Regions from separate parts of the Homo sapiens genome. Here region 1 is linked to region 2. Evidence: read pairs that join two places in POLR2A ChIA-PET (ENCODE). Cell type or tissue: PC-9. All regions are shown on one strand. Links, peaks and the distances in the headings refer to the core of each region. The heading gives the core; the rest is flanking DNA.

Region 1 (15,323 bases), core at 2,535-10,534, 210 kb before region 2:
TGAAGCCATCTGAAGCCAGAAGGCCCTGATGGAGCACCCAGGAGACCACACGAGTGACCCAGGCAAGCCCCGTTCCAACTATTCACCCACAAGATGCGAGCAAGTAAAATGGCCTGTGTTTTCAGCCAAGTTCTGGAGCAATTTGCCACGGCAATAGGTAACTGAGATGGTTGGAGAGGAGTGGGACTCAGGGAATTTGTGGCAAATTTCAGGCTGCAGAAAAGGCTGGGCTCCCAGACTTCAGAGTCCTTGGGTGTGTGCAGGCACAGCCCGCAGTGGCAGGCCACAGATGCCTTCGTGGAGGATGCCAGAGCCTGCCTGGTGAGCACATGGGTGAGTGTGAGCTCCTACCTCAGAGGCTGGGATGCCACCTCCTCTGCCTCTCTGGGGCTGAAGGCACAGGGCTCCCAGTGCAACACCTTCCTATAGAGAACCTGGCAGCTCCTTGGAGCCTCACCTATGAGATCCTGAGCCAAGCCTCAGGACCCCTGCACGGAGTGGACTGAACACATTTAGTTGGGGGTGTACGTGGCTGCCAGGCCTTTCTTGGTAGCTGTCCTCTCCACGGCCCTCCAGGCTGCTGAGCCTCGGTCCTCTTGGTTGAATGCCTTGTTCATGAAGGAGATTCAGAATTGAAATGTGTTCCCCGCTCCCCACCCCTCATTCCTCTGGCCACATCCTCCTGGCCTTCCTGCCCCAGCCTACATTGGGCTGCAGCACCTTCCAGCTCTGTGAAGCTGAATCTTGCCTGGCTAGGAATCAGGGGCTTGGATTCTGTCCCTGAATCACTGTGCTGTGAGACAAGCCCCTCCCGCCCCTGGTGTTCTGTTTCTCCATTTGAGTGGGGCCGGCAAGAGCCAGGTACATGCCCTATCCCTTTGGATGCCCTGGTGAGGAGGTGGCCACTCAGCTGCCTCCCCAACCAAATGGCCGGTAGATCCACAGCTGCCTCCCACATCAGTTGAACTGGGATGGGGTGCGGGGCATATGGGGCTGGGGGAGGTTCCCAGCCTTTCTGGGAGTAGCCAGTAAGGACCGTGTCCCTGCAGGCCTGTCCCAGCAAAGTGCCCGGAGCTGCATGCTCTGCACAGCCCTTAGGCTTTCCTGGGACCCAGCAGGGTGGGGCGGGGATGCCTTGGGGGCAGCCAGCCTGAGGCAGGTTCCAAACCCTGCTCTGCAATGTGAGTCCTTCCAGTTGTTGAGTCCCTTCTTGGTAAAAGGAAATCGTGCCTTTGAGGCATTTGTCAGCAAAAGCATTTCTTGAGCCCCTGCAATGTAGCTTTGGGCAGGTGATGAGCAAGACAGACAGGGTTCCAGCCCTGAAGGACCCTGAATTCCAGTCGGGAGACAGAGAAATGGAAACATCCACACAGGGAGGGTAGCAGCAGGTTTCCTATGATTGGATTAGTTGGCTGAACTGTGCCACCATTCAAGCCTGGGGTGCTGGGATGGGCCAGGAGGTAACCCCAGGCCTCACCCCACCCTAGCCCAGAGACTCCCTCCCTGTGTAGAGTCCAGGAAGGCTTTGTCGGTGATTGATCTGACTTCCAGAGATGCCGAGCCCACCCTGCTAGGGGTCGTGATTCATCCGTGAGCCAAGTTTTACCACTCAGTGGTGGTCCAAGGCTTTCAACAGTGGGAAGGTAGGCCCTGGATGTGCCACATGAAGGCAGAGGCTGGCAGGGGCACTGTGACCTGCACCTTTCCACCTCCCCGCCCCAAAGCTGGATCGTGGTCTCTGAATGCCATTTCCCACGGAAAGGAACCATGTTCTTTGGAGAAGTGACTGGATTTCGCTATGGGAGGAAGGAAGTATACAAGGGGAGCCTGGGAATCTGATGCCAGAGATCAAAGAAGCACCCAAAATGATGGGGTCACGTCCGAGGGACTTGGGAGCCAAACTAAAGGACCTCCTACTGGCCTAACATGCCATTAAAAAAAAGGACATTGATCAAAACAGTAAAGATAAGAATACAAAAATTAATAATGATAGGTTTTTAAAAAATTTTTTTTTTCTTTTGAGATGGAGTCTCACTCTATCGCCAGGCTGGAGTGCAGTGGTGTGATCTCAGCTCACTGCAACCTCTGCCTCCCGGGTTCATGCCATTCTCCTGCCTCAGCCTCCTGAGTAGCTGGGACTACAGGTGCCCACCACACACCTGGCTAATTTTTGTATTTTTAGTAGAGATGGGGTTTCACCATGTTGGCCAGAATGGTCTCAGTCTCTTGACCTCGTGATCCACCCGCCTTGGTCTCCCAGAGTGCTGGGATTATAGGCGTGAACCACCCGCACCCAGACTAAAGTTTCATTTGAGACAGGGTCTCACTGTGGCCCAGGCTGGAGTGCAGTGGTGCGATCATGGTTCACTACAGCCTCGACCTCCCGGCTCAAGTGATCCTCCCACTTCAGTTCCCCTGCTAACCCGCCTACGAGTAGCTGGAAGTACAGGCACATGCCACTGTGACTGGCTAATTTTTAAATTTTTTGTGTGTGAGACAAGGTCTTGCTTTGTTGCCCAGGTTGGAGTGCAGTGGTGTAATCACGGTTCTCTGCAGCCTCAACCTCCTGGGCTCAAGCAGTCCTCCCACCTCTGCCTCCCAAGTAGCTGAGACTTACAGGCACAAATCACACCTGGCTAATTTTTTTTCTTTTAATTTTTTTTTGTAGAGACAGGATTTTGCCATGTTGTCCAGGCTGGTCTCGAACTCCTGAGCTCAAGAGTGCAGTGGCACAATCTCTGCTCACTGCAACCTCCATCTCCTGGGTTCAAGTGATTCTCCCACCGCAGCCTCCCAAGTAGCTGGGATTACAGGCATAAGCCACCGCGCCTGGCCAGCCCAGCTAAATTTTCAACTTTTTTTTGTAGAGACAGGGTCTTGCTACGTTGCCAGGGCTAGTCTGAAACTCCTGGCCTCAAGTCGTCCTCCCACCTTGGCCTCCCAAAGTGCTGGCAGTACAGGTATGAGTCACTGTGCCTGGCCCAAGAACTTAAGTACTTTTTTCAGTGCATGTCTGCTGTTGCTAAATTCTTTCCTTTAAAAAAAAAATCTGGCTGGGTGCAGTGGCTCACGTCTGTAATCCCAGCACTTTGGGAGGCTAGAGCAGATGGATCACCTGAGGTCAGGAGTTTGAGACCAGCCTGGCCAACATGGTGAAACCCCATCTCTACTAAAAATATAAAAATTAGCCAGGCATGGTGGCAGGTGCCTGTAATCCCAGATACTCAGGAAACTGAGGCAGAGGAATTGCTTGAACCCGGGAGGCGGAGGTTGCAGTGAGCAGAGATTGCACCATTGCACTCCAGCGTAGGCAACAGAGCAAGACTCCATCTCAAAAAAAAAAGCCAAAAAAAAAAAAACTAAAGTCATCATTATTTTGCATTTATATTTGATAGATGTAAAATATAAATTTTCTGTTTGTAAAATATTAGGGTTTTATTTTTGTCTTCTGGCACATTAAGGATGTAATTCCATTGTCTTCTAGCTTCCATAGTTTTAAGCAAAAGTCAACACACAACCATTTTACTTCTCTGAAAATAACATTACTTTTTTTTTTTTTTTTTTTTTTCTGAGACAGAGTCTCGCTCTGTCTCCCAGGCTGGAGTGCCGTGGTGCAATCTCAGCTCACTGCAAACTCTACCTCCTGAGTTCAAGCAATTCTCCTGCCTCAGCCTCCTAAGTAGCTGGGATTACAGGCATGCACCACCACACCCAGCTAATTTTTGTATTTTTAGTAGAGGTGGGGTTTCACTGTGTTGGTCAGGCTCGTCTCAAACTCCTGACCTCGTGATCCACCTGCCTTGGCCTCCCAAAGTGCTGGGATTACAGGCGTGAGCCACCGCGCCCAGCCAACATTCCTTTTTTCTCTGGCTGTTTTAAATTTTTTTTCTTTGTCTAGGGCTTTCATCTAGTTGATGATGATTGCCTGGATGTGGCTTTGCATTTGTTCTGCTTCATTATGCTCCTGGGGGGTTCACTGAGCTGCTCAACTCTGTGAGTTGGTGCCTTTCATTTATTATTATTATATTTTAGAGAGATAGGGTCTTGCTTCATCACCCAGACTGGAGGGCAGTGGCACAATCAGGGCTCACTGCAGCCTTGATCTCCTGGGCTCAAGTGATCCTCCCATCTCAGCCTCCCAAGTAGCTGGGGCTAGAGGCACGTGCCACCATGCTCAGCAAATTTTAAATTTTTTGTAGAGACAGTGTTTCACCATGTTGCTCAGGCTGGTGTTGAACTCCTGGGCTCAAGAGATCCACCTGCCTTGACCTCCCAAAGTTCTGGGATTACAGGCATGAGTCGCTGCATCCAGCTGAGTTGATATATTTATTTATTTATTTTGAGATGGAATCTCACTCTGTTGCCCAGGCTGGAGTGCAATGGCATGATCTTGGCTCACTGCAACCTCCGCCCACCGGGTTCAAGCAATTCTCCTGCCTCAGCCTCCTGTGTACCTGGGATTATAGGCACCCGCCAGCATGCCTGGCTAATTTTTTTTTTTTTTTTGTAGAGACAGGTTTTCACCATGTTGGCCAGGCTGGTCTTGAACTCCTGACCTTAGGGGATCCACCCGCCTTGGCCTCCCAAAATGCTGGGATTACAGGTATGAGCCACTGTGCCCGGCAAGTTGACATATTTAATCAGGCTTCAAAAATACTTGGTCATTGTTGCTTTAACTACTGCTATGTCCCTTTCTGTCTTTTGTCACCTTCAGGGGCTGCAGGTCTACATTTCACATATGTCTCTGATGCTCAATTTTTGTTTTCCCCGCAGTATTTTTCTCTGTGTGCTTCAGATTGGATATCTTATACTGACCTGTCTTTGAGTTCCCTAATTCTACCGTCTCTATGTCCTGGCTGCTATCAAACCCATGCAATTAGTTCTCAATTTCAGATGTTTTATATTGCACTACTAGAATGGCCTTTTATTTATTTATTTTTATTTTTTTCAAGACAGAGTTTCACTCTTGTTGCCCAGCTGGAGTGCAGTGACTTGATCTCAGCTCACTGTGCACCCTCCATTTCCCAGTTTCAAGTGATTCTCGTGCCTCAGCCTCCCAAGTAGTTGGGATTACAGGTACCCGTCACCATGTCTGGCTAATTTTTGTGTTTTTAGTAGAGGTGGGGCTTCACTATATTGGGCAGGCTGGTCTCGAACTCCTGGCCTTGTGATCTGCCCACCTTGGCCTCCCAAAGTGCTGGGATTACAGGCATGAGCCACCACTCCCGTCCTAGAATGGCTTTTTATAGACTAAGTCTCCACTGAAATATTTTTATCTTGTCATATATCTTGCCCATTGTTTTCTCTATTTTCTTTAATATACAGAGCTGGAAGAAAAACTGGCAGAAACTCTGACATGAGAGAATTGCAGAAGGGATGAGACCCAAAATCGGCATATAAGCTTTGCTAAATCTCTGGCTGACCGCAAAACTATACATGAGCTGGCAGTGAGCAGAGATCGCGCCACTGCACTCCAGCCTGGGCGACAGAGCGAGACTCCGTCTCAAAAAGAAAAAAAAAGAAAGAAAGAAAGAAAGAAATGCCAAAGCAAATTTGGGGTAAGTGGAAATGACCCTAGATGGCATCTCAGTTCTACAGATAGAAATGAATAGCAACAGAAGGGTACATATGTGGGTAGACATATTAATAAAAAACCAGATGGGGGGCTGGTGGCAACCCAGCACTTTGTGAGGCCAAGGCAGGAGAATTTCTTGAGCCTGGGAGTTTGAAGCTGCAGTGAGCTATGATCGCACCACTGCCCTCCAGCCTGGGTGACAGAGCAAGACTCCGTCTCAAAAAAAAAAAAAAAAAAAAGTTACTATTTATTTATTTGTTATCATTATTTTTTTTTCTTTTTTTTTTTTTTTTTATTTGACACGGAGTCTCGCTCTGCTCTGTTGCCCAGACTGGAGTGCAGTGGCGTGATCTCCGCTCACTGCAAGCTCCGCCTCCTGGGTTCACGCCATTCTCCTGCCTCAGCCTCCTGAGTAGCTGGGACTACAGGCGCCCACCACTGCACCCGGCTAATTTTTTATATTTTTAGTAGAGACGGGGTTTCACCATGTTAGCCAGGATGGTCTCGATCTCCTGACCTCGTGATCCACTGGGAGGACCTCGTGATCCACGCCTCGGCCTCCCAAAGTGCTGGGATTACAGGCGTGAGCCACCGCACCCGGCCTTGTTATAATTATTTTCTTTAAGAAATAATGTTTCAGTCTGTTGCCCAGGCTGGACTGCAGTGACGCAATCATAGCTGACTGCAACCTCAAATTCCTGGGCTTAAACAATCATCCTGCCTCAGCCTCCAATAGCTGGGGCTACAGGTGCATGTCATCATGCCCAGCTAATTCTTTATTTGTTTGTGTTTTTTTTTTGAGACGGAGTCTCGCTCTGTCTCCCAGGCTGGAGTGCAGTGGTGCGATCTTGGCTCACTGCAAGCTCTGCCTCCCAGGTTTACACCATTCTCCTGCCTCAGCCTCCCAAGTAGCTGGGACTACAGGCGCCCGCCACCACGCCTGGCTAATTTTTTTTTTTTTTTTTTTAGTAGAGACGGAGTTTCACCATGTTAGCCAGGATGGTCTTGATCTCCTGACCTCGTGATCCGCCTGCCTTGGCCTCCCAAAGTGCTGAGATTACAGGCGTGAGCCACTGCGCCCAGCCACACCCAGCTAATTCTTTTATTTTTTTAAAAAATTTTTTTTGAGATGGAGTCTCAATCTATCACCCAGGCTGGAATGCAATGGTGCAATCTCAGTTCACTGCAGCCTCTACCTCCCGGGTTCAAGTGATTCTCCTGCCTTAGCCTCCTGAGTAGCTGGGACTACAGGCACCCACCACCATGTCTGGCTAATTTTTGTATTTTTAGTAGAGATGAGGCTGGGCGTGGTGGCTCACGCCTGTAATCCCATCACTTTGGGAGGCCAAGGCAGGTGGATTACTTGAGGTCAGGAGTTCGAGGCCAGCCTGGCCAACATGGTGAAACTACTAAAAATACAAAAAAATTAGCTGAGCATGGTGGTGGGCGCCTGTAATCCCAGCTACTCGGGAGGCTGAGGGGGGAGAATTGCTTGAACCCAGGAGGCAGAGGTTACAGTGAGCTGAGATTATACCACTGCACTCCAGCCTGGGCAACAGAGTGAGACTGTCTCAAAAAATAAATAGGCCCGGTGTGGTGGCTCACGCCTGTAACCCCAGCACTGTGGGAGGCCGAGGTGGGCAGATCACTTGAGGTCAGGAGTTTGAGACCAGCCTGGCCAACATGGTGAAACCCCGTCTCTACTAATAATACAAAAATTAGCCAGGTGTGGTGGTGCACGTCTGTAAGCCGAGCTACTTGGGAGGCTGAGACAGGAGAATCGCTTGAACTTGGAGGTTGCAGTGAGCTGAGATTGCACCACTGCACTCCAGCCTGGTCGACAGAGAGAGACTCTGTCTTAGAAATAAATAAATAAATAAATAGTGGAGATGGGGTTTTACCATGTTGGCCAGGCTTGTCATAATAATAATAATAAAATAATAATTATTATTATAATTATTATGTAATTATAATAATTATTATTATTATTTTGAGATGGAGTCTCAATCTGTTGCCCAGGCTGGAGTGCAGTGGCGCAATCTCAGCTCACTGCAACCTCCACCTCCCGGGTTCAAGCAATTGATTCTCCTGCCTCAGTCTGCCAAGTAACTGGGACTACAGGCACCCACCACAACGCCCGGATAATTTTTTGTATTTTTATAGAGATAGGGTTTCACCGTGTTAGACAGGATGGTCTCAATCTCCTGACCTCATGATCGCCTGCCTCGGCCTCTCAAAGTGCTGGGATTACAGGCGTGAGCCACCGTGCCCGGCCAATTCTTTTATTTTTAGTAGAGACAGGGTCTCACCTGTTGCCCAGCCTGGTCTCAAATTCCTGGGCTCAAGCAGTCCTCCCACCTCGGCCTCCCAAAGAGCTGGCATTACAGGCGTGAGCCGCTGTGACCAGCCCTGACTTTACTATTTAAAGCGAAAATAAGAATGCTTTATTTTGTATGTATAATAAGTAGATGTGGTAGATGACTGCAGCAGCCCTGGCGATGGCGCAGGTGGAAATATTCTACTGCTCTATTTTACTTGAAGTAATTCAATTCTAATTCTGAGAAGACTGGGATTAGTTAAAATGCACATTTTCACCTCCAGTGCCATCACTAAAAAACAATAATGCAAACACATATAGCCAGAAATCCAATAGGAAATTGTGGAATACTAAAAAATATTGTATTAACACAAAAGAAGGCAGGAAAGGAGCAATAGACAAACCAAAAGAGATGAGACAAAATAAATATTAACATGGCGGACCCCACTCTACCTTAACTCCAGCCGAAATCCCACGTGGGTGAAACAAACCCTCCGATTAAAAGATCAAGACAGTCAGACCAGGCAGGGTGGAGGCGACGGTGTCTGGGAAGCAGGGGAAGCAGGCTGAGCCAGGGCTTGGAGGGAAGGAGCAGGGGTGGTCCCAGTGCCCATCTCTGCATGGCCAGGGCCACCCGGGCCACTCTGAGTCCCTGCAGGAAGAGCCGGGCAGGGACTCACGGTCCAGGGAGCCTGCTTCTGGGCTGGGGGAGGAGGTCTGCTCTGGAGGGCCAGGCACGGGTGGGGCAGGTCCTGAGGTGGGGGTTCCGCCTCTGAGCCTGATGTCAGCAGGAGATACTTGTCCTCCCCACCATTTCCTGGGCTGACTCTCGGGGTTGTCTCTACGGCCGGGTGATATGAGGCCTACACAGCGAACATAGGCCCCAGGCAGCTGCCTGCTGGGTGTGTACGTGGCGGTTCCTCGGGTACACGAACTAGCAGGAGTGACTGTGGAGGCAGCCAGGACGTGTGTGCGTGTGTGTGTGTGTGTCTGTGTATGTGTATATGTGTGTGTGTGTCTATGTGTATGTGTATATGTGTGTTTATGTGTGTATATATGTGTGTATGTGTATGTGTACATGTGTGTATATGTGCGTCCCTGGGCGCGTGGATGCGCCCTCCCCTCCCCTCCCCTCTCCTCCATCCTGTCTGCCTCCTCCATACCTAGCCAGGGGCTGGTACGCAGGGAGTCCCACGCCTGCTGGCTGAAGGGTGGGGCTTGTGCTTCCGCCCATGGGCAGCTTTGCCAGCGCAAGGAGTTTCTCACCTGCAGCGGCCCCCGTGCATGAACGCTGACGCCTGTGACACCACGGTTTGTGCTCAATGGATGCCTGATGCCCTGGAGAGGGAATGGCTTCTTGGGGACAGCAAATTAGCCTGTGAGTCAGCTTCTTGAGGGGGCATGTGGGGTTCTCCTGCTCCCAAATCTGCACCTTCTGGTGATGTGCACGGCGCAGCCCTAGCCCCAGACCGTCTGCCTGTGCCCGTTCCCAGGTGCCTGCTGTTTCGGGCCTCTTGACTGTAGACCTGGAGCCGCTGCTCACACTTGCGAAGACAATGGAAGGCCAATCCCCACCCCCACCCCTGCTCTTCTGGCCATGCTAGGAATGGTCATAAGGTGTGATATTTTGAAAACATGAGCTGTATGTCCAAGAGTGTGGCCCGGCCCGCTACACTGGCTGTCTGGCGCCCTGGCTGCTGTATTTTGGTGACTGAGCCTTTTTAGCTTGCAGAGCATGTCACTTCCAAGATGTTTTGGACTGAAAAACCAGCATGCAGAGGCCTATTCTTATCAGCTATCCAGGGACACCGGCTGTGCCTGGGGGGCCTGGATGGGGGTCCCAGACTCTGTCCCCTCTGTGACCTAGGACTGACACACTCATGACCTGCCTCACCCATTCACATGGCCCAGCTCTCGTCCACCTTTCTTTTTTTTTTCTGTTTTTGAGACAAGGTCTCAATCGGTTGCCCAGGCTGGAGTGCAGTGGTGAAATCACTGTAGCCTCAACCTCCTGGGCTCAAGTGGTCCTCCCACCTCAGCCTCCTGAGTAGCTGGGGACCACAGGCATGTGCCACCAGGACTAATTTTTTTTGTTGTGTTTTTTGAGACAGAGTCTCGCTCTGTCGCCCAGGCTGGAGTGCAGTGGTGCGATCTCGGCTCACTGCAACCTCCACCTCCTGGGTTCAAGAGATTCTCCTGCCTCATCCTCCTGAGTAGCTGGGACTACAGGTGCGTGCCACCAGACCAAGCTAATTTTTGTATTTTTAGTAGAGATGGGGTTTCACCATGTTGGCTAGGCTGGTCTTGAACTCCTGACCTTGTGATCCGCCCGCCTCGGCCTCCCAAAGTGCTGGGATTACAGGCGTGAGCCACCGCTCCCGGCACAGGGACTAATTTTTTTTTTTTTTTTTTTTTTGAGACGGAGTCTTGCTCTGTCACCCAGGCTGGAGTGCAGTGGCACAATCTTGGCTCACTACAAGCTCCGCCTCCCGGGTTCCCGCCATTCTCCTGCCTCAGCCTCCCAAGTAGCTGGGACTACAGGCGCCCACCACCACGCCCGGCTAATTTTTTTAGTAGAGATGGGGTTTCACCGTGTTAGCCAGGATGGTCTCGATCTCCTGACCTCTGGTGATCTGCCCGCCTTGGCCTCCCAAAGTGCTGGGATTACAGGCGTGAGCCAGCGCGCCCAGCCCACAAGGACTAATTTTTTTATCTTTTGTAGAGAGAGGGTCTTGCTATATTGCCCAGGCTGCTCAAGTGATCTGCCCGTCTCAGCCTCCCAAAGTGGTGGGATTACAGACAGGTTCAAGCCACTGTGCCTGGCCTTATCTACCTTTCAACTCCCTTCACACTGCTGTCCCTGCCCCGGAAACATTGGCCACAGGGGCTAGTCCTCTGTTGACCCCCTCAGCCAGGCTCCAGGTCCAGCCACCCGCTGTCTGCAGCACACACCTTCCCATCACCCTGGGAGGGCTGCGTGGCACCCATGGTGTGAGAGAGGAGGCTGCGCCTGAGAGGTGCGTTAGTGAGCCTGACACACAGCCTGTGTGTGGCCTGGAGACCACTAGTTCTGGCTCTGAAGTCCACTGGGGCTCTGGGACCTCGGTGGGCCCTTGAGTCCGTGTGGCTTGACCCTTGGTTGTTTGGGGCCTGCTTCCCAGCTGCCAGCAGAACTGGGGCTCCCGTCCTCACTCCTCCTGCAGCTCAGCTCCAGAGCTCCAGGGGCCTGGGCCCTCTGCCCAGCTCATCCTCTGCTCCCAGTAGGCAACCCCCCCACCCTTGAGAGGGGGTTGCCCTATGCCTGTCCCTCTGGGGTCTGCTTGCCTATTCCTGTCCCAGCACCTGCCGGGTGGTCAGGTGGAGTGGCTTCAGGGGCAAGGCCCCCGCTATTTTTAGCACTTTCGGCTCCTGTAAACACCTCTCCCAGCCTCTCTGGCCCTGGAAGCCTCTCCTCCCCAGCACAGCCGGGACCGCGGCTGTCACACGCCCCTGCAAGGCCTGGAGGAGGGTCCCTGAAACTTCGTGCAGCACCCGCCCTCTCCTGCAGCAGAGATTGGCGCTGCGTTCCCAGCCCCTTCAGCTGCTTCTCCCCAGAGCCAGGTGCTTGGGTCCAGCCGTGCGGTGTGGACCAGGCCATGCTTGGGGACGACAATCGAGGCAAGTCCTACCTGCAGGAATCGGTGTGCTGAGAAGCAGGGCTTTGCACACAAGCTATATGTGTTGCCACACAGCCACCACTGCCATCCTAGGGGAGCAGCGGGCCACTGCCAGGCATCCCACACCTCCCTGCGTGACAGCAGCCTGGCCAGCTTTGAGCAGCCCTGAGCCTGTGCGGGGACAGCTCTTGGTGTTCCTGTTTTGCATTACCTTTTCACTGTTTGTTGAGACAGCCCAGGCAGCATCTTGGGGGCTAATCCCGGGGGCTGAGTCGCTGGAGAGGGGTCAAGGGGAGTGGCCTGTGGCTGCCATTAGTGCCTGTCCCTGTGGCCTCGGTCCCCGCGGCCTCGGTCCCTGCAGCCGCAGTGGCGCCTGCATGGAGGGGGCCCCCTAATCATGGTGCCTCGGCTGTGGAATGTTCTGGGAGCTAGTCAGAACGGACATGGCTGCCGCAGCTGACCCTCCCGCCTGGCGAACTCTTTCTGGCTAATTGTTCTGTTTGTTTGCCCAGAGCAGGTGGGGGCAGGGCCTCTTCCATCCATTATCGGCTCACATGGTGCCAGGGAGGCACCGTGTGCACACAGGCTCAGCATTTTGGTTTTGCTTGAATTAGCAAGAAGCAGCAGGGAGTGGGGTTTGAGATATCTGAATATTTGTGGCTGTGCAAACCCAGAATCAACAAATAATAATCAGCAAATCAAGAAAAATTACATCAACAATCAACAAATAATAATACACCAGGAATCCACTGGTTATGAGCGCAGCTCAGCACAGCGACATTTCTCAGCTCGTTGATGTCCCTTCCTCGGTGCGTGCTGAGTCGTTCCTGTGTGCCGAGGCCGGTGCGGGGTGCTGGGGCCCAGTCCCCTGGGTTCACAGCCCAGGCTGTGACAGAGGTGGGTTCTAAAGACTCCCGAGCTGGTGTGCAGTCTCTTCTTACACCCTTGTCCAGATGGCCGCGGGGCCCATCCTGCGCCCTAAAGAGCAGAGTCAGGGCCAGGAGCTGGGCACAGGCGGTTTTTCTGGGAGATGTTCCCAGGGGGTCTCCTGGGGAGAGGCTGGCTGGGGCCACTGCAGGTTGGGGGATGGAGCTGGTCACCTCTGTGGGAACCCAGGGCTCAGTCCCCCCAGGGACCATATGAAATCATATGTCATGCGCCTGAGGACAGCCGGCAGATGGTGGGGGGCTGGGTGTTTATCCAGGAACTCTTGACCCAGGGTTGAGGGTTGCCTTGGGGGTGACAACACTCCAGCACTTTCCACTGCAAAGGGTCCTTGCTGGCTGCAGAGAAACCAGGGAGCTTGGGGGTCAGTTCCACCCCTGGGCTGGTGTGGGCCTGACACAGGACCTGGCCCCGTCGGCACTGTCTGTCATGGCTGCGCAGAAATTGGGGTGCGGGACAGGGAGGCGGAGAGCAGTCAGACCTGGGCTCAGGGCCAGCCCCGCGAGTTCTTCAAACCCCATGGCATCTGGAAAAGGAGGCAACAGGGATCGGGCCTCGGTGGCTGATGTGACAGGTCTGCGGGCATAAGAGGCCCAGGGAGCAAAGGCAGCACAACCCTTCCAGCACCCAGAACGGCATGGCGGGGCCTGCAGACACAACCTTTCCAGCACCCAGAGCAGTGTGGCGGGGCCTGCAGAGAGCCTCCTGCGTGGCCTGTGCAGGGTGCAGCGCCCGCCGGCAAAGCCTGCACGATGGGGACAGAGCCCCCTCTGGACAGGGGAAGAGAAGTCCGGGCTGGGGATGGTCAGGGGGTGAGGCCTGAGGCCCCTGGAGCAAGTTACAGGGTTGTAACAGGAAGCTAGGGAAGTTTGCACTGTGCCACGCGAGTGCTTGCTAGGGCGAGCTCATGTCCTGGAACTGCACCCTGGTGCTGCGGGAGGCGGGAGGCAGAGGGCACAGTTTTGTTTGTTTGTTTGTTTGTTTGTTTTTCGAGATGGAGACTTGCTCTGTTGCCCAGTCTGGAGTGCAGTGGCACAATCTCGGCTCACTGCAAGCTCTGCCTCCCAGGCTCAAGCGATTCTCCTGCCTCAGCCTCCCGAGTAGCTGGGATTACAGGCGCCTGCCACCATGCCTGGCTAATTTTTGTGATTTTTAGTAGAGACGGCATTTCGCCATGTTGTCCAGGCTGGTCTTGAACTCCTGACCCCAGGTGATCCGGAAGGCACAGTTTTGCCTGTGGTTGCTGGAGGTCCCCGAGGGTGGCTCAGATGCCAGCACTGGCCCAGAGCTGTGTGGCCCTGGGCAAGTTACTTCTCCTCGCTGGGCCTCAGGGTTCCCATCTCTAAAACAGAGATGATGGGCCCTGCCCCGTGGGGCTGTAGTGAGGATTCAGCAAAATCACCATGGGGTGTGTGTCCCACAGGCAGGAGTGAGCATGGGGTGGGGGCAGCCTGTCCAGGGAAGCCAATAACAACCATCATCACAAGGCACCGCACCGCTGTGCTTCCCTTAGGACCCTCGTGCAGGGCTCCCGTGTCCTTCCACATCCCCTTCCCCCTTCCCTGCGAGAGCCTGAATCCTGGGAAGGGCCGCCTGGGCAGGCCTAGGCCCTCCTTGTACAGAGGTGGGAACTGGGGTGGGAGGGAGCTGGGGTGCCCCTAAGGGGCCAGTGGGTGGGAGGCGGGGATGAACACACATCCAGGGCAGGGGGAGCAACCCCTCTTAATCCAGGGCCAACACAGTGAGCATGCATGGCTTTTTCCCCCAATTTAAAATGAAAATAACTTTATTGAGACCCACGGACAAAACTTCTGTCCTCGTAATACTGATTTCCTGAGCTTATTTCTCAGCACTGGCTGCTGGGTCACAGTTCTCCTGAGGTGTGACTGAGCATCTGGTGGGCACTGAGCTGTTCTGGGCCCGGGCTGCAACGTGGCTGTGGGCTGCTTGGCCTGTGCGGGCTAGACACCAAGGCAGCCTGGGAGGCCCGCTGGAGTGGGAGGCCCGCTGGAGTGGGAGGCCCGCTGGAGTGGGAGGCCCTGATTCCTTCCCCAAAAACCTCGGGCTCTTGGCAGAGTCGTTTCCTCCCTGATTCGACCAGGGTTGAGTGCCATGGCCTCAGCACCAGAGGGACTCTTGCACTGGACTAGGTCCACGGGGACCCTCCCTGCCCCCGCCCTGCCCTGGGTCCTCCCTGGGCCCCCATCTGCTCCACTGCAGGGCACCCCTTCCCTTCCTCCTAGTCTTTCCCAGATGCCTGATGACTGCCTCACCCCCTCACTTCCTAGGAACAGTCCACCTGCTGCGTGAGGACTCTGGCCCCGCACGCCAGGGGAATGACTTTGTCTGAGGTCACCTGGAACCTCCCACTCAACAAATGCAGCTCGGGCCCTACCGGCCCCCATGGCCCTGAGGAGGGAATTAAAATGGGGCACTCCCGTCCTCAGGATGCTTTGCTCCATGTGCCAGAAGGCAGCCGTGACATACTGATTAGTTACAACACAGGTCTTTTACTATACACAGGCTAAGATGTCTGCCCTGTGCAGTGTCCCACCTGTGTAACCTTACAAGGCTGCCCCTTGTGCAGTGCACCACCTGTGTAACCTTACAAGGCTGCCCTTTGCAGTCCTCCTCCTGCTCTTCCTTGTAAGTGTTGAAGCAGTTGCTCATTAACGGTGCAATTCGGATCGTATCAGTGCATGTTTGTCACTTGAGATGTGCAAAGATCCCTACGCTGTGCTCACCCAGTGCCCTGCCTGGCACCAAGTAGGACACCAATAACTGTAGAATGAGCAACATTGAAATGTAAATGAGACTTTTTTTTTTTTGA
Region 2 (15,323 bases), core at 3,611-11,610:
GTCGAATCCCAGCACAGGGCAAGAGCACAAGATATAGCCTTAAAAATATGATGGGCTGGGCGCAGTGGCTCACACCTGTAATCCCAGCACTTTGGGAGGCCGAGGCAGGTGGATCACTTGAGGTCAGGAGTTCGAGACCAGCCTGGGCAACATGGCGAAACCCCATCTCTACTAAGAACACAAAAATTAGCCAGGCATGGTGGCGTGGGCCTGTCCCCAGCTACTTGGGCGGATGAGGCAGGAGAATCACTTGAATCTGGGAGGCAGCGGTTGCAGTAAGCTGAAATTGAGCCACTGCACTCTAGCCTGGGCAACAGAGTCAAACTCTTGTCTCGAAAAAGAAATAGAAAAAAAGAAAAAAAATACGAATGACGACCAGAAGCAGAGACAAATAATTGTGGTTATCTTTAGATAATTTGACAGTGGAAGGTTTTACACAATTACTTTTCCTCTCTGATTTTCTAGAACAGCTGCAGATGATCTACTTCGTAGTAATTCTCAGTAGATGAGTTGAGTCACCACAGAGGCGCACAGCACAATGGAGCCCCCAGCACAGCAGGGATCCACGGTTCCACAGACCTTTACTGAGGATTTGTAAAAATAAACCTGCCAGGCTGGGTGCAGTGGCTCATGCCTGTAATTCCAGCACTTCGGGAGGCTAAGGCGGGAGATCACTTGAGTCCCAGAGTTTGAGACCGGTCTGGGAAACAAAGTGAGATCCCTCAACTCTCTACAAAAAAAATTTAAAAATAGCCAGGCATGCTGGTGGTGTGTGTGTCTGAGGTCTCAACTACTTGAGAGGCTGAGACAAGGGAATCGCTTGAGCTGAACTGTGATTGCACCACTGCACTGAAGTCTGAGTGACAGAGTGAGACCCTATCTCCCCACTCCCCCTAAAAAAAACCCTGTCCTCAAATCATGCCAATGACATTTCACTTTAGTTTGGTTTGCTTGCATCAGGGCTGCCCTGGAGCCGGCTGGTGCCCTTAGCTGCAGGGGTGTGGGGCTGTGCACGCTGACCCCAGGAGCTGCAACGACACTCACCCTCGCAGGCGTAGCCCTGCCGGATCAGCCCAACCATCAGGGAGGTGCAGTGGCTGCACTGAGTAGGGCTGGAGAAGGACTTGATGCTGAACTGGTGAGCTTTTGGCTGGAAGGAGAAAATCAAGAACACTGAGGTGAACCATGGACTCTTGAGAGTCAGATCCATCTGCCTGTGATCCAGTTTATACACAGCTTGGGCATTATCCTGAAAAGGTGGAAATGTGCAAGTTCTGGTCTTGGTCTACGTGTTCCCTAACAGGGCTCATCAAATAGTGGTGAAAACCACCTACGAGCCTGAGCCAGAGAGAGGCCAACAAATACTTCCTTCAGTGGGAGAGCACTGCTACCAAAAAGCGAGGTCAGCTGGGCCAGAGGGCCGAGGTGGCATGGCCAGTGCTCTTTCTGGCTCATGCTCCTGGCCTCCTGGAGACCAGCACCAACTGGCTCTTGGGGGCCGACCTGGGGCCACATTTAGGTTGGGCTGCACACAGGCCTTGCATGTGTCCAAGAGACACCCAAGAATCACCGACAGGAGGACAGTTCATAACAGCAAACGCCTGGAAAGGCTCACGGTCCCTCATCAGGAGTGGACACATTGTGAACCCAGCGGCAACTGCAGCAGCCCCAAGGCTGAACAGAGGGTCGTGGTGCAGGCCATGCGGGACCGCCTGTTTACCAAGCTCAGGCGCAGCAGAGACCAATACGATCCTCAGCAGGAAACAGATGTGGGTGAGACCACTTGCAAGAAGTAGGGGAGTGACCGACACAAACTCCAGAGAGCTGTGGGGGAAGAGGCTGGCTGAGGTGGGCAGGGAGGCCGTGGGGCGGTGGCCGGGCCATCAGGACTAGGAGTGACACACCAGCACTCTGCAGAGTTGCTATCAAATATGGTAACCAAATAAACGACCTCGCGACTTGGTCCCTGACTCTGCAAGAGTCTTAGTCCAAAAGCCAAACCCTTAGGTAGCCTCATAGAAGTTTGGCTTCTTACGTCCAGCCGGCATAGCTGCCTGTGGCAGGAAGCACAGGCAGAGGCCGTGTCTACATTAACAACAACAAAAACCACCTTAGGCCACAGGGCTACGTACTCGCAATGCTTGGAACTCAGGGGCCCGTCACCCTGGAGACTTTCTGATCTGCGTTGATGTTTATATGAAAGAAAAGGGGATGTTACAGAAGAAGCCGAGGCCAGGACAGGGGAGCAGGGGCCCAGTGGGGCCGCTGTGCTGGCTCTCCAGGATGCACTTGTGGAAAGGATGAGGCTCAGAACCGCACATGCACTGCAGGGCCGTTTATGCTGGGAGTCATTCTCACCCACCAGCCACATGGTTCTGTAAGGTTCTCTAAGTGCAGGCAGACAAATGAAAATCAATGTGGAGAAGTAAGCTGCCTACCTGTGGAGAGGGGAATATGGCTTGGGGAATGAGAGAAGGAGAGTGGGGAGACTGAATGCTGAACTTTTCCAATTAAAATATATTTGTGTAGCACTGGTATCATTAAGAAAACACAGGGTCCTGACAGCTTCCTGAATTACACACCATTCTCAACAACTTTCCTACAGAACATGAGGGTCGCTACTGTGTGTATGCAAAAATGACTAAGTATGTTTTATTTATACAAAACTTATTTTCTAAATAACTGAGAATAAATAAACAACTAAATAACTAAGAAGGCGCCCCGGGTGAAAGCAAGGCCCCTACCTTCGGTCCAGCCAGAGCCAGGGCCTGCGTGGTGGGCAACGGCACAGCGGATGGCCTCTGCGGGGGCCGAGCCATGTCCTGGGAGACAAGCAGGACAGGTGAGTGTCGGCCCAGCTCAGCATGGCTGAGACACCTGGCCCTACGGGGTGCACTTCTCTCAAGAATGTGTTAACAGTGAACAGTTCTGCATTTTTAATTTGCTACAATGTTGAGACATCTGCGGAAGCCTCCCTCATCTAGGGGAGGGACTGACAGTTAATTCTCAAAATGAAAGGTGGGCTTGAGCACCTGGGCAGAGGCCCTCGCTGCAAACTGTTATGCAGGGGCCAGGTGAGCAGCATCTGGTCACCTGGACACGAGGGCAGACCCCAGGTGGGAGCATCACCAGGGCAACGCTGTCTCACCTCCTGCTGCTCTGATGCAGCCACAGACATCGACGGGGACGCTTCTGGCTTCGGAGCTTGTGTTTCTTGCTCACTAGCTGAGCTGGTCTGTGAGAACCAAGAAAGAAAGAGTGGGGTGAAAGGACATATTCTACATGATCCAGACTCTACTTACAAGTTCTTTACTAATAAAAGCAGATTCTGTCTAGCCCAGAAGTCCCAGCGGTTCTTACTCCTGGATCCTATCACCCCTTGGGTCTCCTCACAGACCCCTGCTCCACTCCCAGCTGGCCGGCCTGCCCTGAGGACCCCTGCACTTGGCTTCCTCAGCTGAGTGGTGATTGCGTGGGCAGGTGGAGTCTGACAAGTCACAGTCACCCCGCTGAGGTGAGAATTTGCCTGGAGACACCTCTAATGCACAGCCCTGAGCATACCCGCCCCCTCCTGCAGCCTCCTTGCCCCGGTCACTGAAAGGGCAAGACCTGGAAATGCTGATCCTTCCTGACCTTTATTCATAAGTAATGTTATCTAAGCCTAGCAGCCTTAAGATCAATTAGCCAGGCCAGGCACGGTGGCTCACGCCTGTAATCCCAGCAATTTGGGAGGCTGAGGGGGGCAGACCACCTGAAGTCAGGATTTTGAGACCAGCCTGGCCAACATGGCGAAACCCCGTCTCTACTAAAAATACAAAAATTAGCCGGGTGTGCTAGCACACACCCATAATCCCAGCTACTCTGGAGGCTGAGGCACGACAATCGCTTGAACCCAGGAGAAGGTTGCAGTGAGCCGAGATCAAGTCATTGCACTCCAGCCTGGGCAACAAATCAAGACTGTCTCAAAAGAAAAAGAGAAAGAAGAAAAGATCAAATAGCCAAATGCTTCTTAACCTCATTTCAAGGATCAAGAAGAAATTCGAACATCAACAGAGGTCGGTGGGCCCATGAGTAGATTTAAGAATTTCCTTGAAAATTTTATGACACAGGGAAGCAATGTTTTGTTTTAACAAATTAAGAGTTCTAATTTCACAGTGATTTATTTGAAGCTAAAGCTACACTCTGAAACCACTTAAAAACAACTCTATTTCAACAAGTATTCCTGAAACTAATAGTTTATCATCACAGGCCACTGCTGTTTACAGACGCACATGTAGGTATGCTGAGTAGCAAGTGTTAGCACCAGCAAGCAGTGTGATGGGACACAGACATGGCTGGGTAGGCGCCTAAAGCATTGACAGCTGTATTTTGTGTTCCACATCAGAATCCCAATGAACCAAATCAGATAAACACTTTCCAACAGTTGCAATTAATTAGGCCACTGAGGAAGGAGCCAAATTCAGATGGGATGGCAGCATACACACATAAAACACACACACAACTGTGTACTGCAAATTCACAAGGGAAAGGCTAGCTCGACTGGCTAATTACCAAAGCTCAAAAATGTAAGCAAATCTGCCCCATAAACAAGGTATGTTAAGTGTTACGGTTCCATCTTTAGATAAATGAGAAAAAGAATATTAATTTTAGGCATGTAAAAGCCCCACTCGTTTCATTTAGTTGGTTAATTAATCAAAGGGATGCAGATTCAGGAACAGGAACATTGAGGAGGCTGTGCACTAACAGGAGTGAAAGCTGCGGGAAGCCAGCGCTGGCAGCCACTTACTTCTTCCCAAAAGGCTAGCAGGGAAGATGCAGACGAGGAGGAGAGAGAGTCCTTGGAGGTAACAGACAGGAGGAACAAACATCATTTCCCACCCAGTCAACACTGGCATGAAGATATATTGACTTAATCTTGGTGACAAACTGTTTCTAGTAAAAACCAACATGTTTCATGCAGGCAGCGTGGGATAAGAAGTTTCTCAAAGACAATTTTCAAAAGAGTCTGGAAGCTCTAACAGACCCAGCCCCTGATGGAGGGTTTTTTCTGTTCAACAATAAATGCCTTCCCATTTAAATCACAGAGGGATTAGCGGCCAGGCACGGTGGCTCATGCCTATAATCCCAGCACTTTGGGAGGCCAAGGCGGGCAGATCACCTGAGGTTAGGAGTTTGAGACCGGTCTGGGCAATATAGCAAGAATCCATCTCTACAAAAATTTAAAAATTAGCTGGGTGCGGTGGCGAGCACCTGTAGTGCCAGCTACTCAGGAGGCTGAGGCAGGAGAATCGCTTGAGCCCAGGAGTTTGAGGTTGCAGTGAGCTATGATGGTGGCACGGCACTCCAGCCTGGGCAGCAGAAGGAAGCCCTGACTCTAAAAAATGGTTAAGATGGTAAGTTTTATGTTATGTGTGCTTATATCACAATTTATAAATCAATTATGGGCCAGGCATGGTGGCTCACACCTGTAATCCCAGCACTTTGGGAGGCTGAGGTGGGTGGATCACCTGAGGTCAGAAGTTCAAGACCATCCTGGGCGACATGGTGAAACCCCATCTCTACTAAAAATACAAAAAAAAAAAAAAAAAAAAAAAAAAATTAGCCGGGCATAGTGGCGCGTGCCTGTAGTCCCAGCTACTTGGGATGCTGAGGCACAAGAATTGCTTGAACCTGGGAGGTGGAGGTTGTGGTGAGCCGAAACTGCACCACTGCACTCCAGCCTGGGTGACAGAGTAAGACTGTCTCAAAAAAAAAAAAAAAAAAAAAAAAAGGGAGGGATGAGGGATTAGCAAGGGCAGGCGTGCTGGCTGTAGAGAATGAGGCATGAAGATGCCGCCTCTGTCTCCATCTCTGCTGCCCACTCTCCACAGCTGTGACTCACACACTCATGGACAGTACTGGCTGTAAACTCACTTGCTACCGGGCCCTCTACTCTGTTAATGTTACAGAAAGCTACCGCTTTCCTGGCCGCCTCCATTCAGTGATCAAGCACCATCTCTGGTTCTCTGGAATCCACTTATTCCTCCCCACAGCAGTGCCCGGCTCCGCAGCAACGAGAGAGGCAATGACTTGTGCAGAAACAGGCTTATCAAAGATCTGGCGGGCACTTACCGGTTAAATAGATTTGCTTCTTCAAAACTGTGGATTTCAGGGAAAAGACAAGCATTGCCAGTTTGATAAAACAAACAAACATTTTGACAGGTGAAGGTGAACAGGTGTGCGTCCAGAGTGGCTGTGAGCAATGCAAGCCTGCTTGGGTGTTGTAATGACAGACACAGGCCAGGATGCTAAGAGTCCACCCCAAGGGAGGCTGCTACGGGCAGATGCCCACATGGGCACCTGCTGACTGCCCCCTACTCACACAGGCAGCAACCCTAGCCAACCCCACCTCAACCCAACGATCAGACTTGGCATCACCCACCCTGGGCAGGCCGGCCTCTGTGCGTGGAAAGGGCACAGCTCCTCCTGAGGAGAGTTTGTGCCAAAGGTTCAACCCACAACTGATGAAGATGAAACATCAGACAAACCCAGAGTGGACATTCTGCAGGACAACTGGCCTGGGTAACACCAAAATATCATTGTCATAAAAGGGAACAGATGGGGAACTGTTCCAGATTAAAGGAAACAAAAGACTAAATGCGATTCATGACCTCCAGATGGATCCAGAACTAGGAGGAAAAGCCAGCAGGAAAGGGCATTCCTGGGACGACAAGGGACACATGGATATGGGCTGTCCCACGGCATCAGCACAGAATGCCTGATGACAGTGACACTGTGGTTATGTGAGAGAATGCCCCAATCGTAGGAAATAACTGCTGAAGTATGTTGGGGTCGCTGATACCTTCAAGTCGCTTTCAAATACTTCAGAGGAAGAAAGTCTCTTATGTTGAGAGAGAGAAAGCAGATGTAGCAAAACCCCAGGTGAGGGACATGTACACATGCACCCTATTCTTCCCACTCGCCTGCAGGGCTGGAGTTTTCTAAATCAAAGGCTGGAACCACCTTCCCCACCCTGCACCCCATCAGGAGTTCCATTAGTGAGCTCCACTCTCCCTGCTCCAATATGCTTTGCGTGCTGCTATCAAGGGTGCATCCCTACAGGTTTCAAAGAGGAGGAAAGGCTGTCCTGCCTCCACGGAATGCCACCAAGAACCTGCGGCCCATGGAGGGAGGCAGTGGGGTCTGCTCCTCACTCGACAGCTAATTCCCAAGTAGATGACCAGCGGCTCCGACTGCCTGAGGGGGTTGGCCTCCTTGTGAGGGTCTCGGCAAGGCACCTGGTGCCAGACTGTTCCCATCAACCACCTTTCCCATCGATCCCCAATGCCGAACTCTACAGCTACACAGATGGAAACACAACTAAAGTATTTTTATTCGCTCTAGTGTGGGATTTTTTTTTTTAAGAGATAGGGTCTCGCTATATTGCCCAGGCTCGTCTTGAACTCCTGGGCTCAAGTGATCCTCCCACTTCAGCCTCCCAAAGTGCTGGGATTACAGGCGTGAGCCACTGCACCCATCCCAGTGTGAGAATTTGTATTATTTTCTTGAAATAATCGCTACAGGCTGGGCGTGGTGGCTCACGCCTGTAATCCCAGCACTCTGGGAGGCCAAGGTGGGTGGATCACCTGAGGTCAGGAGTTCGAGACCAGCCTCGCCAATATGGTGAAACCCTGTCTCTACTAAAAATACAAAAATTAGCCGGGCGTGGTGGTGGGTGCCTGTAGTCCCAGCTACTTGGGAGGCTGAGGCAGGAGAATCACTTGAACCCGGGAGGCAGAAGTTGCAGTGAGCCAAGATCATGCCACTGCACTCCAGCCTGGGTGACAGAGCAAGACTCCGTCTCAAAAAAAAAAAAAAAAATACTCACTACACAGCTGAGGCCAGTGCAGATTTCTCCCTGAAGAGGCTGAGCACTTTCTTAATCTCATCTCTACTTAATCTGAGTTGAGAAAGCTTCTCTGGGAGCACCTCAAATACCCTAAATGTCTGTCACCTGATGCGTTTAATGTGGGTTGATTACATGTGGGTCAATTACACAGTTAGCACAACGCTGAGATAAACACTGAATGTATATTTACTGGTGTGTTTGTGGCCCCATGAGTGGTAAAATCATATATGACACTATTTCTAACTTATCATAAACTCATCTGTCACTTAAAAAAAAAACAATGACTTACTCTAAATGTCAGGTCATGTGCAAGAGGAGCAGTGTTGAAATACTCAAAAATGGAATCCTGAAAATCTGGAAGTTTGAGCCCTGCAAAAAGAAACAAAGAATAGTCAAGGCAAAAAAACTAAAGTCTACATATTATTTTCAGACAGACTCAGTGTCTTCAAGATGTCAATTCTCCTTGAGTAACTGATACATCTGACATGATCACAATTAAAAAAAAAAAAAAAAAAAAAAGGGGTCAGGCTTTTCCCCAGAGAGTAACAAGAATCAAAAAGTTCACTTGAAAAAGTAACCAAGGGACTGGGTGCGGTGGCTCACGCCTGTAATCCCAACACTTTGGGAGGCCGAGGTGGGCGGATCACCTGAGGTCAGGAGTTAAAGACCAGCCTGGCCAACATGGTGAAATCCCATCTCTGCTAAAAATACAAAAATTAGCTGTGCATGGTGGTATGTGCCTGAAATCCCAGCTACTCGGGAGGCTGAGGCAGGAGAATCTCGAGCCCAGGAGGCAGAGGTTGTGGTAAGCCAAGATCATGCCACTGTACTCCAGCCTGGGCGACAGAGCAAGACTCTATCTCAAAAAAAAACAAAAACAAAAAACAAAACCCCTCAAAACCACAGGGGCAGCTGGGCTGGGCGTAGGTGGAGGAGGAGCAGATCTACCAGATATTAAAGCAGATTCACTAAGGCCTCTACAATAAGAATCATGGCCAGGCACAGTGGTTCACACCTGTCATCCCAGCACTTTGGGAGGCCAAGGTCGGAGGACTGCTTGAGGCCATGAGTTTGAGACCAGCCTGGGCAACACAGAGAGACCCCATCTCCATAAAAATTAAATAAATAAAATTAGCTGTGCATGGTGGCATGTGCCTGTGGTCCTAGCTACTTGGGAGACAGAGACAGGAGGATCACTTGAGCTGGGGAGATTGAGGCTGCACGTGCCACTGCATTCCTGCCTGGGTGACAGAGTGAGACCCTGTCACACACACAAAAAAACACATATCAAAAAACAAGAATCAAGTGGTTCTTCCCCATGAACAATGGAACAGGGGAGAAGATCCAGAAACAGACCCAAGCCCATGGTGATCCTGTACATGACAACAGTCATACATAAAACCAGCAGGAAAAATAGCTTAATAACTGGTATTGGACAACCAGCTAGCCATTAGCAAAAGATAAAACTGGATACACTCCTCGAACCGTATGTCAGAGCAAATTTCAAATGGATCAGTATTCTAATTTAAAAAATGAGGCTGGGCACGGTGGCTCACGCCTGTAATCCTAGCACTTTGGGAGACACGGCAGTCAGATTGCTTGAGTCCAGGAGTTCAAGACCAGCCTGGGAAATACGGCACAACCCCATCTCTAAAAATAAATAAATAAATAAATAAATAGCCAGGTGTGGTGGCACGTGCCTGTAGTCCCAGCTACTCAGGGGGCTGAGGTGGGAGGATCACTTGAGCCCAGAAAGTTGAGGCTGCAGTGAACCCTGATCGTGCTACTGCACTCCAGCCTGGGCAACAGAGCAAGACCCTGAATCAATCAATCAATCAATCAATCAATCAATCAATCAATCATGAAGCCACACAAGTATGAGAAGCATGAGGGAATCCCTCCAACAACTGGGAGTTAGGTGTATTTTCCTATTTATGACTCAAAAAAGGAAGAAGACTGAAAACTTGACACACAAAAAATTTTGAAAACCACCTTTTTTTTTTTTTCTTGACAGACGGAATCTGGCTCTGTCACCCAGGCTGGAGTGCAGTGGCGAGATCTCAGCTCACTGCAACCTCTGCCTCCCAGGTTCAAGCGATTCTCCTGCCTCAGCCTCCTGAGTAGCTGGGACTATAGGCATGCCCCACCACGCCCAGCTAATTTTTGTATTTTTAGTAGAGATGGCAAAACCCCCCCCACTTTTTTTTAAGACAGCGTTTTGCTCTTGTTGCCCAAGCTGGAGTGCAATGGTGCAATCTCGGCTCACCGCAACCTCTGCCTCCCGGGTTGAGGTTCAAGTTCAAACAATACTCCTGCCTCAGCCTCCTGAGTAGCTGGGATTACAGGCATGCACCACCACGCCCAGCTAATTTTGTATTTTTACAAGAGATGGGGTTTCTCCATGTTGGTCAGGCTGGTCTCGAACTCCAGACCTCAGGTGATCCGCCCACCTCAGCCTCCCGAAGTGTTGGGATTACAGGCGTGAGCCACCGCACCGGCTGCAAAACCACTTTTATTTGGCAAAAAAATAAATAAATGATAAGCAAAGACAAACTAGGAAAAATACTTGCAACTTACATCACAAACAAAAGGCACTAATCCCCAAAATGCAAAAGGCTTTTAGAAATCCGCAAGACTAACAACCTGAATTTTTAAAAGCGGGCAAACAATAAAAACATATAATGCACAAAATACAAAAGTCCCTCAAACATATAAAAAGATGCTCAATCTTACTTATGAGAAATATGCAAGTTAAACCTCTACGGAGATGCTATTTCTCACCTATTCAGAGCGGCAAAAATCCAAAAGTCTGAAATCCTACTTTGTGGGTAGGCTGTGGGGCAGAAACCCCTCATGCAAAGTGGGAGGAACGTCACTGCACAGCCTCTGGAGGCCTGTCCGTCAGCATGCAGCAAGAGTGTACAGGCATGTTTGCCCTTTGCCCTGGCAATCCCACTTCTAGAACTCTATCCCGAAATACACCGACAAAAACAGGAAATGTTCTATCCATACAGCCACTCCTGGCAGCACTTTCTGTGACAGCAAATGCCAGGGAATAAACCATCCCAGTGGCTGGCCAGCCCACGGCAGCGCACAGTGCAGCTGCAGAGGAGGCCGGGGTGGCCCCTCCAGCACAAAATGATGCCTTTTGTGTTATCAGGGGATACAAATGTGTGCCTAGATTTGTGTGGATTTGCCATATGCTTTCAAGATGAAAGGAAGGATAGGCTGGGCACGGTGGCTCACACCTGTAATTCCAGCACTTTGGGAGGCTGAGGTGGGTGGATTGCCTGAGGTCAGGAGTTGCAGACCAGCCTGGCCAACGTGGCAAAACCCCATCTCTACTAAAAATACAAAAATTAGCCAGGGGTGGTGGTGGTGTGCACCTGCAATCCCAGCTACTTGCGAGGCTGAGGCGGGAGAATCCTTGAACCCAGGATGCAGAGGTTGCAGTGAGCCGAGATTGTGCCATTGCACTCCAGCCTGGGTGACACAGCGAGACTGTCTCAAAAAAAAAGGAAGGATAAACCAAAAACAATGGCTACCTTTGGGGAAAATATATTTGAAGATGTTGTTTGAAAATGCTGATTTTGGAAAATACTGAATTTGGAATTCTGTAGGTGCTTCTAAAGTAACTATTAAGTCGAAAAGAAAATAAAAACATTCATTTGAAAAATACTTATATTCAAATAATGCAGAATCGCACAACATTAATTTACCAGTATCTGCTCTGAATTTTTCTTCCATCTTTTTCTTCAAAATTTCCATTTCTTCTAATAATTCTCTGTTTTTGGCTTCGGAATCCTTTAGTTTGCTAAAATAAAAAATAAATGGCTTTAAGTGCACTGAGAAGAGGTTGTCTGTGAGCTGGTATGGGGCAGGTCAGGATGAGAGAGCCGGGATTTCTCCCCAGCACTCAGGACTGTCCAGAACACGGTAGCTCATGCTGGGCCTTTCTACTGCAAACACCATGAACAGTACGAATATTTCAAATATAAACATTCAAACAGGAATTTAAAAAGTCATGGCTTAGGAAGGCGTGTCTCATGAAGGCCTAATGGAGCTCTTGACCTTCCTAATCTTGTTCCCAGGCGAGTCCTCTGTTCTTCAGGGACACAGGGCCCAGGCCGCTCAGCCGTCAGCCCCATCAATATCTTTCCCATAACTGGCAAGATGGTGGCTGCACCAAGAAGCACCAGCACCACCCGCACGGGTAGCCTTGCAATTCCAGCAACTTCGTGCAGGGGACAGAGGAAGTCAGGCTGCCACGGGGAACACCTGGCCGGGAGGGATGCAGTTTGTGGGGGCTGGTCCACTCATCAGTGGGGTGACAGTGGGCAAATCACCTGCGGAGTGTGTGTAAGTGGGAGTAACAAGACTGCCTACCCTGTTGGGCTGTGGGAGGGTCACAGGATTTAACAACAGAACAGTCTTACAGCAATTCCCAGTATAAAGAAAGTCAATTTAACTGAAACCTATTACCATTAATTTTTTAGCCCCAAACTAACAGGATTTGGGACTTGGTAATTCTGTTAGAGACACTGTCCCTTCCAGGTCCTCGCCTGCCTCATGGCACAGCAGAGCTGGCCTGGTTTTTATGAAACTGACGTTCATTATCGTATCCTCGTAAAACCAGATCTGCAAAGAGGAGACTCTCAGCAAATACTGACTGAATCACTGCTGTGTGAAAATGGCGTTCTCGTTACTGCTTGGAGTTAGGGAAAAATTTCAAGTGAGAATGCCATCTTCAACCTCTGTTTTAAAATATTCACGTTAGCTTGAAAGGAACAATCTTGAATTAGTGAATGGAGCGGCACGGAGGTGACTAAGCAGTGAGAGGGGCTCCTGTCAGACAGCGGTGTGAGTCTCGCTACCCAGCGTGGGGGCACAAGCACCCGCTGCCGTCAAAACACGGCTCGCACCGCACCACACCCCCCCGCGGCAGGCAAGGCCCTGCACCCTCGCGGCCACCTCAGTGCCAGAACGGCCTGCTATTCGGGGCTCCTGCAGGTGAACCCGACGTGCTGCCTCCTAAGGCTCCAGCAAACGCCGTGGCCCCGATTTTCCAGGCGAGGAGCATCGGAGCCCGTGAGGCTCAGGGCGGGCTCGAGGCCACACAGCCACTGCTCCTACCTGGAGTCAGACCCTGGCACCAAGTACCTTTCCAAGGTGAGGTTGGCGTCCTTGACCTTCCTGAGCTCCTCCTGGACAAGCTGCTTGGCCCGGATCTCCGCCTCCAGGGCCGACTGCAGCTCCAGCCGCGCGGACATGTCCAGCTTCTGGCTGCGGCGCACCTTCCACAGCGGGTCCTTGAGACACGGTCATGGCGTTAAAAATGCATTTTCAGTTATCCGCTTGTTAAACTAATGTTAACAAATAAGTTATCTTTGTCTAACCTTAAGCCATTACGGTCTCATTTAGATATTAACTCTAAATTATGGAGGTGCCTCAGGAGTTTTAGTTTTGATATTTTATGACTTTTTTTACTCTTCCTCAGAAATCTTCTAAAAAATAACTAAATAATTTACTTTATCTTTTAGAAGAATAAAAGTGATTCTGTAGTGCAATTTCTTTTCTTTTCTTTTCTTTTTTTTTTTGTTTGAGATGTAGTTTCGCTCTTGTTGCCTAGGCTGGAGTGCAATGGCGTGATCTCAGCTTACCGCGACCTCCGCCTCTTGGGTTCAAGCGATTTTCCTGTCTCAGCCTCTCCAGTAGCCAGTAGCTGGGATTACAGGTGCCGCACCACCATGCCTGGCTAATTTTTGTATTTTTAGTAGAGACAGGGTTTCACCACGTTGGCCAGGCTAGTCTCCAACTCCTGCTCTCGTGATCCACCCCCCTTGGCCTCCCAAAGTGCTGGGATTACAGGCATGAGCCGCTGCGCCTGGCCTCTGTAATGCAATTTCTATATGGGTCCACTGGACCCTGGACCCTTTTACAAACCTAAGGTACATTATAGGGTTCGGTTATCTTTTTCTCATAACTTGAAACGTTTTGCTATTTCACCATCCTGGGAATTATGTCATTACTCATTCCTACCTGTGATTAAAAAAAAAAAAAAAAAAAAAAGACTAAAATAATAAGGGAAGAATGACAGAGTGACCTAGGATGAAGCAACAGTGGAATAAGCCAGTTCACTAACATCATCCTCCTGTTTTCTTACTGAGTTGCCCAATGTATGACATCAACTTTCGAGAGGTATCAAAGAAGTCCAGAGATGCCATCTTGCTGTTTTTTCTTTTTTAAAACAAACTGAAAACCTTTCATTGAACACAATTGAGAATGCTTCATTTTCCATCTATAACAGTAAAGAGAAGAAAATGGACAGAGGAAGGCCAGGTGTGGGGGCTCATGCCTGTAATCCCAGCACTTTGGGAGGCCGAAGCGGGCAGATCACCTGAGGTCAGGGGTTTGAGACCAGCCTGGCCAACATGGTGGAAACCCGTCTCTACTAAAATACAAAAATGAGCCAGGTGTAGCGGCACACGCCTGTAATCCCAGCTACTCGGGGGGGCTGAGGCAGGAGAATCACTTGAAGCCGGGAGGCGGAGGTTGCAGTAAGCCGAGATCACGCCACTGCACTCTAGCCTGGGCAACAGAGTGAGACTGTCGCGGGAGGAAAAAAATAAAATACACACATCACTAAATGAACCAATGAAATTAATAAAAGCAAGCTCTCTGAGGGCAGAATCCAGTCTTAACTTGACACCACGGAGCTCAGTGCTCAGTAATTATTTGCTAAACGAATGAATGCTGTCGAGAGAAGCCATGATGATCTGAGAGCTGGCAAATGTTGGCGTTCCTTAAATTGGGGAACTGGTTACACAGAAGTCTCTTGCATCACTGTAATTCCCTAAATAGTACTTATATGTCACATTTATACTTAAAACCATTAGCGAATTATTCAGTAATAGAAATGCAGGCATTACACAAAACCTACCAGTGTTCTTGACCCCAGACTAGAACTCCTCAAAGCCTCGAGCTCTTCGGTCATCTTGGAAGCAAGAGCTTGAAGGTAACCCCGGGCATCTTTCTCGTCACTGACCCTGGAGGAGGGAACAGATGTTCTATCTCACGAAGCATGGCTATCAGGGAGAAGCCAAACAAGAAGGGGACGTTCCCGCCTTCCTCGGCACACAGTGACACAGTGTCACGTCAGCTAGAGTGCCCGCAGTGTACCCGTTGTATACACGGGATCTCATTGATGGATGCGTCGTTACATTGCACATGACTGCAGTTTAAAAAGACACCAAACTTCCAAGACTCAAGAATGAAAAAATTCTATTACTCCATAAATATATATACCTACTACGCACCCACAAAAATTAAAAATAAAAACTCTTTTTTTAATTACAACTTCACACCTTAGGAGCGGAGGGCCAGGTCCCAGCTCGCTCCAAGTCTCCCTGCTGCTTCTGCAGCCGCTTTGGGAGGG

What was found. Peaks named below come from ENCODE experiments on the same cell type or tissue, not always from the same donor. Only the 100,000 strongest peaks of a DNase experiment are listed, where the experiment ranks them.
Region 1: POLR2A ChIA-PET joins it to region 2 with 11 read pairs; 2 of 35 experiments call an interaction of 5 or more read pairs at or near these places.

What each region holds. Positions count from the first base shown.
Region 1 is chr14:102,738,153-102,753,475 of GRCh38, forward strand. It overlaps LOC124903390 (a long non-coding RNA gene), which reads left to right and starts at 4,565. Exons shown (of 2, transcript XR_007064356.1): 1 at 4,565-5,558; 2 at 14,782-15,323. RefSeq lists enhancers at 1-483, 11,600-12,434 and a silencer at 8,617-8,790. In PC-9, for the core only: no CTCF peak of the experiment used is centred there; DNase peaks (open chromatin) are centred at 3,459 and 6,257.
Region 2 is chr14:102,951,454-102,966,776 of GRCh38, forward strand. It overlaps CDC42BPB (CDC42 binding protein kinase beta), which reads right to left. Exons shown (of 37, transcript NM_006035.4): 18 at 14,829-14,934; 19 at 13,049-13,197; 20 at 11,608-11,702; 21 at 8,178-8,257; 22 at 3,149-3,235; 23 at 2,745-2,822; 24 at 1,045-1,150. Among named protein-coding and RNA genes, the nearest start is that of AMN, 36 kb to the left of the region's middle. In PC-9, for the core only: no CTCF peak of the experiment used is centred there; no DNase peak of the experiment used is centred there.